Linked DNA regions of Homo sapiens: region 2 is linked to region 1. A link is a contact called in ENCODE Hi-C data. All regions are on one chromosome and are shown on one strand. Each heading gives the region's core, a stretch centred on a gene start or an enhancer-like site at or near the end of the contact. The rest is flanking DNA. Distances are from core to core; before and after follow the strand shown. Region 1 holds the start of OTUD4 (OTU deubiquitinase 4). Region 2 overlaps GAB1 (GRB2 associated binding protein 1).

Region 1 (5,673 bases), core at 1,148-3,647:
TCCCACTATAATAAAAGAGGCTTCTGTATAATCAAGGCCACCGAGTATCTATGGTATGCACTACGGAAATCAGGCACACCCTTCTGCTTCAATATAAACTAGGACTCAAGATAACTCAAATCCAAGTAAGCGCCAAGCTTCCCTTACCGCCATTTATTTCTACCTCCTTGCTTACCAAACTCTTGCTAGGTCTAACAGTACGTTATAAATACGGGCTGAATTCACTTCCACCTCTTCCCTAGGCTTCTGGAGGTGCTGAGGAGTCCAAGGAAGCAGGACAGACAGAGATTCAGAAAATTCACAAATGGGGCAGACTATTTACCTACTAACAATAAGGACCGGAGGCAGTGGGTGGCTGTGAACATACCCCACAGCAACACTGAAAATGAGAAACGGACAGAGCCTGGTTTGGGGAGCTTTTGGAAGAATTTTTCAATGACAATGTCCGCAACATAAAGCAACGGTTTGTGTCCGTTAAATCAATTTCTTGTTTTAAAGAAAGATTTTACGCTACCTATGGTAAATAAATGGCTTGCCTTTCAATGTTTAAAAATGAGAACAGACTGGCCTCCACATGTTAAGTAAAACATTTACTCACAAATAGAAATTTTAAAAGTTATTTAGCATTCAAAAAAGGTGAGGGAAAAGAAAACAGAAACATCATAAAAACCCCACAGGCGGGTAGGGAGGGGTGTGCAATGGGGTGTGGGGAGCAGGTCCTAGGTCAAAGGAAAGCACATGTGAATCGTCTGAAAGACACACCAGAGCAGAAACTTTTATCCAGCTACTTCGGCAGCTATTTTTCAATATAGGATGGGTTTTGGTGACTGCACACCTACAACACACAGTGTTATATAACATGGAATAAGCTCGCTCAAAAAAAAAAATTCAGAAAAATCTTCCTGAGCAACTGTGTTAGAAAATGGTTTTGAAAAGCTCCAGTTACACGTACCCTTTCTACTACCAACATCAAAACAGGCTTTTTTAAAAAAGTCAGTTCTGTTTAGTATACCTACACAGCCCAGCAGAGCATAATAAAGGGTGGAACCTACTCAAGACAAATCCTTCAAAATATTCTATATTTGTAAAAGGCTGGTTTTCTCAAACGGCAGTTTGCCCATTTGATTCAAGTGACATGGGCGAGCTTGCCTACCCTACATTCCAAAGTCCAGCAGCAAACCAAAATATGTTCCACAAGTAAAGTTTGATCCACCACTTCTAGTAAACACTTGGTTTACTGGAGTGGGGTGAGCGTGGTGCTTCTCAAACGAAGGGAAGGAAGGTGAATGCGGAACAAAAGTAAAAAATATCATGTCGCCAGGTCCCCAGCAATAAATCAACTGTACAAGCTCCGAGCAGGCCTCACAAGTTGTCCTCAACTCATTACCTCTTCATCAGGAGAGAGACACCCCGTTAATTTGCGGGCTTTCGAGTTTCAATTTGCACCTTTCAGACGCAAAGCAGCGTCCCACTCCGGCGTTACAATGGGGCGCTGTGACGACAGCCAGGGCACGCGCAGCCCCGGCCGTGGGCGGCCCGGACAGCCCGCAGCTGCCTCCCCACCCAGACCCGCCGGGCCGTCCCCGCCTCCCCTCGAAGCCCTCCCCGCCCCCCCGCAATTACCTGCTCCGCCACGGCCCGGAACAGGCACGACCCGTCCTTGGCGACCAGTTTCCGATACAAGCCCAGTTTCCGCAGATAGGCGTCCATGGGCGTCGCGTCCTCGCGGGGCCCCGCGCCGCCCTGGTCCCCGCCGTCGGGGACGCCGACGGCAGCCTCCATGTTGCTGGTCCTGCTGCAGGCCAGGCGCGGCGAGGGCTAGCCCCACATGGCCAGGCCGCCGGCTGCTCGACGCCCCGGCCTGGGGCAGGCGGCGGCTCGGGCTGGGGCTCGGGCTCCGCGAGCGGCGGCAGGCGGCGGCGGCCCGAGGCAGCGGTCCGCGCTCTCCGGGCGCATAGGGAAGCCCTGCCTAATGCATGGCTGTCCGCACGCGGCCGCCTCCTCGGAGCGAACACGCGCCCACGACAAACGGGGGGAGCGGGATTAAGGAAAACCCCGAGAGTGAGTAGTCACTTCCCGACGGCCTCGCTGCCTGACTCAGGACCCAGGCCGGGGGTCGCCGCCCCCACAAGTTTCCTCCTCCGTACCGGTGTGAAGCGAGAAAACCCCCGCCCCTGGCGCGCACGCTGGGCCGGCTCAGGTGAAGCGGGGCCTGCGCCCCCGCGCACTCCCCACGCCGGGAGCCGAGGAAACCAAAAAGAAAGACGCGGCCTTTCGTTTCCCCACCTCGCTGGAGGGCGCCGGAGGGGCAGGGAGCGGGTGGGGGCGCCCGGGAGAGAACAGCACCTCGCAGCCCAGAATTTGTTTTCGCTTTCGGCCCGACAGCGGAGAGGACGGCGGGAGATGTAGTCTTGGCAGCCGCAGGAAGTCGGCTTGCGGCGGGCGGGGACGCGCTGGCCGGCCTACCCGGGGGAGGTGCCCGGGAGGCGCGCGGACTACAAGTCCCTACAGCGCGGGCGCGCCGCCGCCACCGCCACCGCCCCAAGCCGGCTTCGCGCTGCACTGGCGCCGCGTCCGCGAGCAGGCCGAGGGGCTCCGCCGGCCGATGTGGGGCGACCTGCGCGCGCCACCCGCCAACCCTGCCGCTGCGCCGCGGGAATCGCGCGCGCCGGGCTGGCGTGGAGTTGCCAGGGACACGGCGGCGCAGTGTCGGCCCTTTGTGTATTTCTTTCCAGAGGGCGCACCTGTCTGCTCCCTTCCCCCCGGCCTGCTCTCCTGGTGTTTCCATGGAGGTGGCTTTAACGGCTTAAGCAGAAAATAGAGCTAATTGGCTGAGGCTCCGGGAACTGGCACGGTGCGGGACGACACACTCTGTCCATAAATCAACCGTGGACTGCTGATTGCTATTAGTAGTACAGCTCACGTACTACGGCAAGATGAAGGCTTTGCCAAAGACATTTTTGTTCACCCTGTCACTGTAGCTGAGCACCCCATCACAGAGACATGTCACTGTCGGAAGACGTTAGGGTTTTTTTTTCCCCCTTAAAAAATTCATCTTGTAAATTGCTTGATAACATGCTGACTGGACTGGCCATGGCTTCCACCAGTGCTCGAGGCTTCAGCTCAACTTCCCACCCTCCGACGTTGAATGGCAGGGAATTGACAAAGTTAAATTATGCTTTAGAACCCAGAATTTATCCAGCATGCTTCTGTTGCACCAAAATTTTATTTTGCTAAGATACAACATCTGGTGTCCTTATTTAAATACATGGTTAATCATAGGAACTAATTCAGTCTTTTAGGCTATGGTGGAGGAGAGGGAGAAGAAAAGGGAGCATTACTATAGGTTTAGACATGTAGTCAAATACCTTGGAATGGGGGGCAAGGCAGGCCAGGTGGTGAGAGTCCAACGACAAAAATTTTTTAAAAACTACGTTAGACACTTTTCAGTATTTTCAGTGCAAGCAATCAGTCATGTATTCACTTTCCTTGGAGCGTCTTTGATTTCTTAATGTTTAAATATTGTATCTCAAATTATGCTGCTTTTAGAGAATACAAACGTTATCGTTACCTAAATGAAAAAATGTCCCTGCCTCAAATTTACTTGTTGTAGCGAAGAAACACTTTGAAATCAGGTTTAGAAAAGTATAGTTTCAGCTGGGCGTGGTGGCTCACGCCTGTAATCCCAGCACTTTGGGAGGCCGAGGCAGCCCGGTCACCTGAGGTCAGGAGTTCGAGACCAGCCTGACCAACATGGAGAAACCCCGTCTCTACTAAAAATACAAAATTAGTCGGGCGTGGTGGCACATGCTACTCGGGAGGCTACTCCCAGCTACTCGGGAGGCTGAGGCAGGAGAATAGCTTGAACCCAGGAGGCAGAGGTTGCGGTGAGCCGAGATCCCAACATTGCATTCCAGCCTGGGCAACAAGAGCGAAACTCCGTCTCAAAAAAAAAAAAAAAAAAACGGAAAAGAAAAATATAGCTTCAAGTCAAACCTGTTGCTTTTCTTTTTAAAATACACTTACATTGCATATACTTCTCATTCTTCTCAAAAAAAAAAAAATTCCTGAGTATTGCCACTACTTAAAACATGGATCGCCCTTGTTTTTGAGTTTAAAAGCTTGCCTTTTAAACTCAAAGAGAAACTCAAAGTAATATCTAAACTCCTGCTGAATGAATGTAGAACAACCTCACTCTAAGCTGGCTGCTTCTGGTTCCAAAATTAGAAGTGATGCACCTGTTATATCTGACCCTGGGCCTGTTTAAGGAAATCCTTTAGGTATTTTGAGACTTAATCCAAGACAGACCCTCTGTATGCCAACTTCCCAAATATAGCTCAGCGTTAAGGCAATATTAGAGGATCCTATGTCTTTAAACTGCACCAAAACTTAGAGAAACTCACTTAACTTTCAAAGGATCTTTGCTTGTTGACATTAACTTCTGAACCTTTTCAAGAAACCAAACCAGAGTTGATGAATGTTTATTCTAAGGAAGCCATTTCTGACTGTGTGAAGAACTCTAAACAGACATCATTTTAATCAAATAATACCTGAAAGATTCAATGCTTTTGAGACCTAATGAAATTATAAAATTAAACTTATGCAAAGGAGTCAACCAACTTTTTTCTTCTTGTGCAAAGTCAATGCCTTAAGTTTGTTTACTCTGACAAACTTTAGGGCTAATAATTGTACTAGATAGAATTTTTTAAATTGTTTTTAAACTTCATAGATTGATAGATTTTATGGAGTTTTGTTTTTTCCAACAATACCTAAGGTTAGGTATTGTAGTAGGCAGCCTCTAAAATGCCCCACTCCCGACCCCCACCAAGTGATTCCCACTTCCTGGTATTCACACTCATATAATCACCTCCACCTTGTAACAGGATTGGTCTGAGTGACCAATAGAATAGAGCAAAAGTAGTGGTATGTCACTTCTGAGATTAGGTTATAAGAGACATTTTTGGCATTTTGATTGGCCTCTCATACTCCCTGTCTCATGGGTCACTCATGCTGGTGGAACCTGGCTGCTATGTGTCAGATTTACAGAGAGGTTCCCCTTGTAAGAAACTGGAGCCTGCTTTCCTCCAGCAGTCATGTGAGTCAGCTTTGAAGCGAATCCTCCAGCCCAGTCAGGTTTTCAGACAACTCCAGCGTTGGCCAAAATCTTGACTACAACCTCAGGAGAAACCCTGGCCAGAACTACCCAGATAAGCTCTGAAATTCTTGACCTCAGAAACTGGGTGAGATAGTGTTTATTTTAAGCTCCTAAATTTAGTCGTAATTTGTTACATGGCAATAGATAAATAATACAGATATAATTCTTCATTATTTGTCTTTACTAGATAGAGAATGAATGCATTTTGACAATTCGTGAAAATAATCACTAGTTTAGTATCCGTGGTTGTACCAGTTCTCTGAATTCTAAAGATGAAAAGGTAAGTTATTTTACCAAAGAGTCAAAATAGTAAGTAATAGGATTTCTTTTGAATCTATGAAATCTCTTACAAAAATAGAGTAACCTAAGAATGTCTTTATTGCCACATAGCATTGTTTCATTTTCTACAAAAATTCAAGTAATGGAATCCTACTCAAAAAATGTATTTTATGAAGAAAGACCTGTTTCTTCTGGATCTTATCTGCCAGAGGCTGCTAATTGTCGTTCTCCACTTCCCA
Region 2 (6,518 bases), core at 3,571-6,070, 1.8 Mb before region 1:
ATTTATTCTAACTCATATACTGTTTAACATAGTGATGGGTGTTTCCAATGAATATTTATATTTTCTGAAAACAAGTGTAAATGCTCTTAGAGAGAAGCATAACATTAAATAGCTATCCAAATGCAACATTGAGAAATCACTTATAAATTTTCAGTGGGGGTATTTTAACTTACAGTTTTCCATTTTGAGTTTAAAGTATAGAGAAAAAAAGGGTTACAAAATATTAGGTAAGCAGATTTATTGCCCTTTGCCTAAGTTACTAAAGGGAAGTGTTTCTTTTAAAAAAAACTTAGTGTAGAAGATTTATCATTAAACTATAATATACATATTTGACCTTGTAATATTTTTGTTTACTTATATTTGAATAGAAAATGTGCATAGATTCACTTAAAATGTGTAGTACATTGTTATTCATTATTTCTTTGTTTTAAGTTATAATTTTTAATACTCAGAGATTTCCAAATCTTTAATATCTACCTGCTTATGCCAGTGATTCTTAAATAACTAAAAAATACTCTTTTATAGTAGCTTTTATGCACAATACATTTTTTAGCAAATGTGCTTTGCCCCAAGTTGGAGAATTAGTTATATGTTGAGAAGCCCATGCTTTTACTAAGTGAAATTGAAACATAGATACTGAAATATTTTTCATCCTTCAACTAAGTTCTAGCATTGAAAACATCTGTTTGTTTTCAAACAGGATCTGTTGTTTTTCTAAACCATGTACTTCCAAAGCAGAACAGATTTTCTTCGAGATTTTTATTGAAATACCTCAAGGAGAAGAAAATGACTCAAAGAGGATAAAGGCTAATTTTTCTTAATGAAAGAAGAAAAACATTTTTTACTCTTTCTATTCTTAATTTAGGCCTAGGAAATACCCTGAGTCCAAGGCCAGCTGGTTTCAGCATGCAGAGATAAGACTAGAACACAGCTTCCTGATGCCCAGACCAGAGCTGTTCTCATTACCATTTCTATATCCACCTCCATCTTTAGTGGGTTGCTGTGATTTCCAGCATTCAAACCCTTGCACATTTCCAGAGCCTTTTAGCTGTCTCGTGGAGCAGTTCATCCCAATTGCTGCCTTTTTAATTTTTATTTTCAATTGTGTTTAAAACAAAACAACAACAACAACAACACATAACATAAACTTGACCATCTTAATCATTTTTAAGTGCACGGCACAGTAGGTTAAGTATTCAGATTGTTGTGCCAGCCCAATCTCTCCTGCTTCACCGTTCAATCTCAGTAGCATTGGAAACAACAGAAGGGTCTTTATGCAAATACCTTTCAGGAAGGCGTGCGCCTCACCTGTGTTTGCTCCTTCACAGTAGTAGGAAGTTAATTATGTGGGATTTGCTCACCTGATCCACACAGCTGATCCTACTGTAGTGCACATTTGGAAATCCCACACCCCTTTCTTCCCCTGAGGAAAAAATTCTTTCCTCATCCTAGATTCAGTGCTCTGTTTAATCTTGAGCATATGAGAATGAGTCACCATGGGTAAGAGTGTAATCTCATTTATACCTTTCTTCCAACCCTCCTTTAATTTTTTAAGTTTATGATACTGGATCCTGCTTTCCTACATAAGGGCTGGTGATTTGGAGACTAATTTTGGGAGTGCGAGGTGTTGAGATTTTTTTTGGGAACCAGTGCTTTCTGTTCTGCTGAACATGAAGCTGCATGGCCTAAGTTCTGAAATTCAGGCTATGTATGGAATGTCTGTGTGGATGAAGAAACAAGCCAATGCCTTTTTTTGGGTCGGGGCCGGGGGGAGACTGGGAGAAAGATGAATGAAAATGTTAAGATAGTCTGATTTTGTGGGGGAAATATTCAAATTTTGAGAATTTGTGCAAATCAAAGACAAGCAGTTAGTTGCTTTGTGATTTTATTTTACCCACAAAAGAAATACTTGATATTGTGCTGAAGATGTTGTTGAATAGGTATATTAACTCAGATAAAATAACTGAGTTCTACTTTTGATTCCAGTTATCCCTATCTATGCAATGTGTAAATGCTATTTCCATTTCTTCATTTGTGGAATGAAAAACATTTCACTGGAAAATTGTTTTTAAAAAAGTACTTGTAAAGTACATTGGAATCTTTAGGATACTTTGAACATGGTGCTTAAAGAATGTAAATGGTTAATGCTTGCTTTCATACCCATAGAGGAATATGGGAGTGGGAGTCACTTGAATATCAAAATGAAACTCTGTATCCATTTTTAAATACAGTATGCATTTGAGCAAAGCCCTTCTCCCTAACTGCTTATTTTAAATTGGCAGTTGCTCAGCCAACAGTCAGTAATCTCAGTTAGCAAGTGTTTGGCACGCCTGTTTTAACCTGCACAGGTTCAGTTCACACAAAGAAAGGGAGGGTTGGGTTATGTGATGCAAACACCACGTTAGCCTCATTAACATATTTTGAATAACTGTATTTGAATATTTGCCAGCTAAGCTAGGCCATCTGAAGGCCTGCCAAACAAAATGGGGGTTTCTGCGAGGAGTGCAGAGATTTGAGCTTGTAAACTTTTTACTTTTTCTTCTTGAGGGGAAAGATTTTAGATGATGCTATTTAGAATACTTTCCATACCCTCTCAAAAGAACAACCTTTTTTGTGTGTGTTTTAATTCTGCAGAAATTTTGGACTTTCTCTTTCTACCACCTTTTTATATATCTTTAAAAGAGGTACCTTAGGACATGTCTCTGAAATACCTTTAGGTAATCTATCCTGGGTGGGTTTGAGTTTCTACTCAGCCTGTTTTTTTGTCTTTGCAGAATTTAGTCCTGAAGCTCTTTCTGTGAGTCTAGCTGGAGAACCTCTTCTGCAAACTTAATGTGTGAATACCAGTGGTTGGAACAGAACAGATAGGATAAACTAGGGTATCTGTAAACTCCTACCTAGTGGATGCCCAGATCATAAAGATGCCAGCCTGGTTCAACTCTATATAGTATAGACATTGTTTTTACAAGCCTTCAGTTTTGTGGCCTGACATCTGTATCTGTTCAGAAATACTTTTTTGACTTTGACACCTGTCTGGCTGAAACCACAACTTTGGACTCTAAAACTGGGCAAGGGAGGAGTCCATTGGAACCAGGGGTTATCAGATATTTTAATATACAGGGTTTTAAGGGTGAGAACATGAGGCAGCATACACTTAGCTCTCTAGTTTTCATTCTGGGGGACAGGTGAGGGGAGTATCAAAATCACCAGGGAACTCTTTGAAAATCATTCACCTTGATTATTTTTTTCCTGTTTACCTGTTGTGAAGGGTGGGTAGGGATGACAGTGTGATGAGGTGGCATTTGAATCTAGAATCTGCGGAAGCTGTGGGTGCTGACCACAGTGTGGTAGTTTCCATAGTTTGGGCCAATTTGCAACCTGTCTTGTACTTACCCTTTGGAATAGAAAGATACAGTCTCATGATGCCAACTCTCACCCCTCCTTAAGTGTGTATTTAGTAGTATTTCCAGGAAATGATTCCTTCTACCCTAAGGGCTTTTTCCTTTCCTTTATCTCTTCAAAGATGGTTCTTAAGACTTAGTTTTAAATCATATATATATATATATGAATTATCAGAAAGAGGGAAGAATAAATTTGAGCATTCCTATTTTTTTATACATGTTTTGTAAATCTCTCCTTTAGTGGAAGGGAAAGAGGATGCAACTATGCTGAGAAATGTGTCTGTTATATAAATTGCTATTTTAAAAAACCACTTTTAAAAACTAAGAACCTAGGAAAGAACTCCGGTACGTTAAACCAAGCCCTAAATTTTCAACAGACATTTTAATGATTATATATTTTATACGTTGTGTGTACGTGTGTGTATGCCTTAAAGTTTTTAGATTGAAGTTATTAAATTTCACCTGTCTTTTGTTGCTCTTAAATGATTTACATGTAATTTTGTCAGTGATTCTTACATGATCACCATCTACTCATAATTAATTGTATAGACACAATTTTAAGTTTCATAGCTTTTTTTCCAGTTGAATTGTAACAGCCTGTTTAAAAGACAAATTTATAGGCGATTGTAATCTTCATGAAGCAATGTGAGTTGATGAATACCTTTGAATGTTGTTTCGGTATTTTTCTTTTTTATTATAAAATGTTAAATATTTCATTTGTAGAGCTTCTCTCATGTCAATTTGTTGTATTTGACACAATAGGAATACTCATGCAGTGTTACCAGTTTCGTGATATGCGTTCAACATCTCTGAAGGTGGTGAATATAAAATCTGTTTTTCAAACAAGTACACACATGAAACTAAAACAATTTATTCAAGTCCTAAAACAACGTTAGTGAAACTTCAGTTCTGCCACTGTGCCCACATTTAAGCTGACAGCATGTGTGTGTGAGAAGAAGATACACATTACTGATAATCTCTTTAGAATGCATTAATATTTTCAGGCCCAAATATGAGTATTCAGTAGGTTCATCAGATTAAAAAAGCTAAATGAAATTTAAATATTGACTTGTATGTTTCCTTTAATTAATTTTGGTGACTTACTAATTGGTATTTGTGGGGATACGTAGAATTTTTTGAATTGGTGTTTGTATTCTCCATGTTTTAGTTATAAAGCACTATGAAGAGAAAGTGAATGAAGAGGCTGCCTTCAGGTGTAGTAAGGTTTAACTTCTATCCCGGTTCCAACTTGTCCTGCTGTCAGCTTGCTCCTTAGCTCCCTGGCTTATTTACATATTGTATAATCCAGACTGGCTTGTCCCGTTTGGTAGGTTGGTTATAAACTGCAGAGCTAAGTAAATGTGTGATAACATTTTAAATGGTATGAGAAGTTAAACAGTACTTAAGGAGTGATGTCGTAAAGAACCCCAGCTGTCAGGTGCCCCAGGGTTGGCCTCCTTTGGGGCCATTTCCGTTTTCTCTGAGTAACAGGAAATAAATGTGAAACTATAGTAAATTCTGGTCAGATGATGACCCCCTCATCCAGATGAGATGTAGCATGCTGGATCTGATACTGAAAATGTTTGATACTGAAAGTAGATTATTAACTATTTCCATTAATGAGTTTTGTACACAGGCAGAACAAATCAACAAAAAACCCACGGAAGCATTTTTATCTGTCTTTACCCAATATGAAAACAGTAAAGGCTAGACAAGTCCTGTTCTCCTCCTCCCTCGGTGTATAATGAGAGAACATTTCCATGTGCTTTGTGATGACCATTTCTAGTGGCTGCATGATACTGTGTCCAGTTGTAGGATTATTGGGTTTCCCAAAACATCACTGCTCTTCAGTGTTTAACATTATGAAAAGTTGTGCCTTATCCCCTGTGTGAGTGCTCTAAGCTCTCTGTAAGGCTGTGTGCCCTGGTCATTGTTGAGTATGTCCTTTTCATATTCATTTATAATCAGGCCAGCCAAAGATTGGAATCTAATGGTGGATGTCAAAGTCTTTCCTAGAGTACCTCTTCCTTCCCTACTGGGTCTCTCTGAGATTTTCAGGGGTTGCCAGTGGCAAAGGGTGTTTGTTAACCCCTAAAGTGATGGTGATGGTTTCTCCCTATTGTGTTATACTGTGCATTTGCTCCAATTTCAGGGTTCCTTGGTTCAAAGGAACGCTGGGGAACCCTAACTTTGAAGATCTCAATTTGACAGCAACCTGCCTTTTTCCATGAGTCACTGTTAGTTCAAAATACCCAAAAAGAGATTCTCATTTCTGTAGGTTGGGCAAGTTGCAGCCTGCTTGATTTTTTAGTGTCTTTGGTTTATAATGATTTTAGAGAGTAGAAGAGGAAATGGCTGTTTATTGTATGTTGCATAAAACTATATGGCCTTGTGCAAATGATCTAACTTTATATGAATCCTGGATTGAAGACAGATGTTTCTTTTGTATAAGTAGATTCACCACTCTGTGTCCTACTCTGAAATAATGAGGGGGAGAATAATCCCATATATATCACATCAATTTTAAAAAACCGGAATTCAAGAACTGGGAAATTTTTCAGTTTACATTCTCCTGATTCTGATTTTGTTTCTTACGTTATTTTTCTATTTTAAATTTGCTTTTATTATTTGAGATAAAAAATACTTTGTTTCCATTCTAAGTTTTGTTTTTTGAACTAAAGGTTAAAAAACCTGCATTCATGGAATTGTTGCCTTTTCAGTGGTTAACTGTTAGATTTTATAATCAGAAGATTGAGATCTTTAAAGGACAAAATGGAAAATAAAATTAGGTTTGGGGTAAGGAATCCTACTTGGACACTACAAAAATAGAAGGAAAAAAAGGTGAATGAATAATTGGCAAAACAAACTCTTTTTCCTGTAAGTTCCCTTTTCCCAAATTCTTGCCATCATGCTAAAAAAAGTTGTCTCGTGGGTTGATTTTTCTCAGAATCCTGATGCTTGTTGTTAATAAGAATTTTTTTCATGTGCCAAAGTTTTGTTTTTCGTGTGACTTCTGCGGCAATTTTGGTCTTACTGAAAATATTTTTTTAAGTACCATGGTAAAAGTTACTGGTAATAAGCCAAAAGGAGAATTTAAGGTGAACTTCTATACAATTT

The links. Hi-C counts contacts between places; a loop is a spot of excess contacts on that map. Pooled maps may share reads with other maps.
Region 2: a loop to region 1 is called in a map with no recorded cell type, with 9 times the contacts of the local background. The contact joins the enhancer-like site here to the promoter of OTUD4 in region 1. A Hi-C loop is called at or near these places in 3 of 37 single-sample maps with no recorded cell type and 3 of 50 pooled maps.

The regions. Positions count from the first base shown.
Region 1 is chr4:145,178,192-145,183,864 of GRCh38, forward strand. OTUD4 (OTU deubiquitinase 4) reads right to left here and starts at 2,398. Exons shown (of 21, transcript NM_001366057.1): 1 at 1,624-2,398. The coding sequence starts at 1,782. It overlaps LOC124900794 (a long non-coding RNA gene), which reads left to right and starts at 4,002. Exons shown (of 2, transcript XR_007058294.1): 1 at 4,002-5,240; 2 at 5,343-5,673. RefSeq lists enhancers at 1-74, 1,500-2,329, 2,330-3,159 and silencers at 1,505-1,964, 2,085-2,314, 2,405-2,804.
Region 2 is chr4:143,354,316-143,360,833 of GRCh38, forward strand. All of the region lies in intron 1 of GAB1 (GRB2 associated binding protein 1), which reads left to right. Among named protein-coding and RNA genes, the nearest start is that of MIR3139, 14 kb to the left of the region's middle. Within about 2 kb of position 4,821, at least 24 of the 41 ENCODE cell types and tissues checked have a DNase peak (open chromatin) inside an H3K27ac peak, as active enhancers do.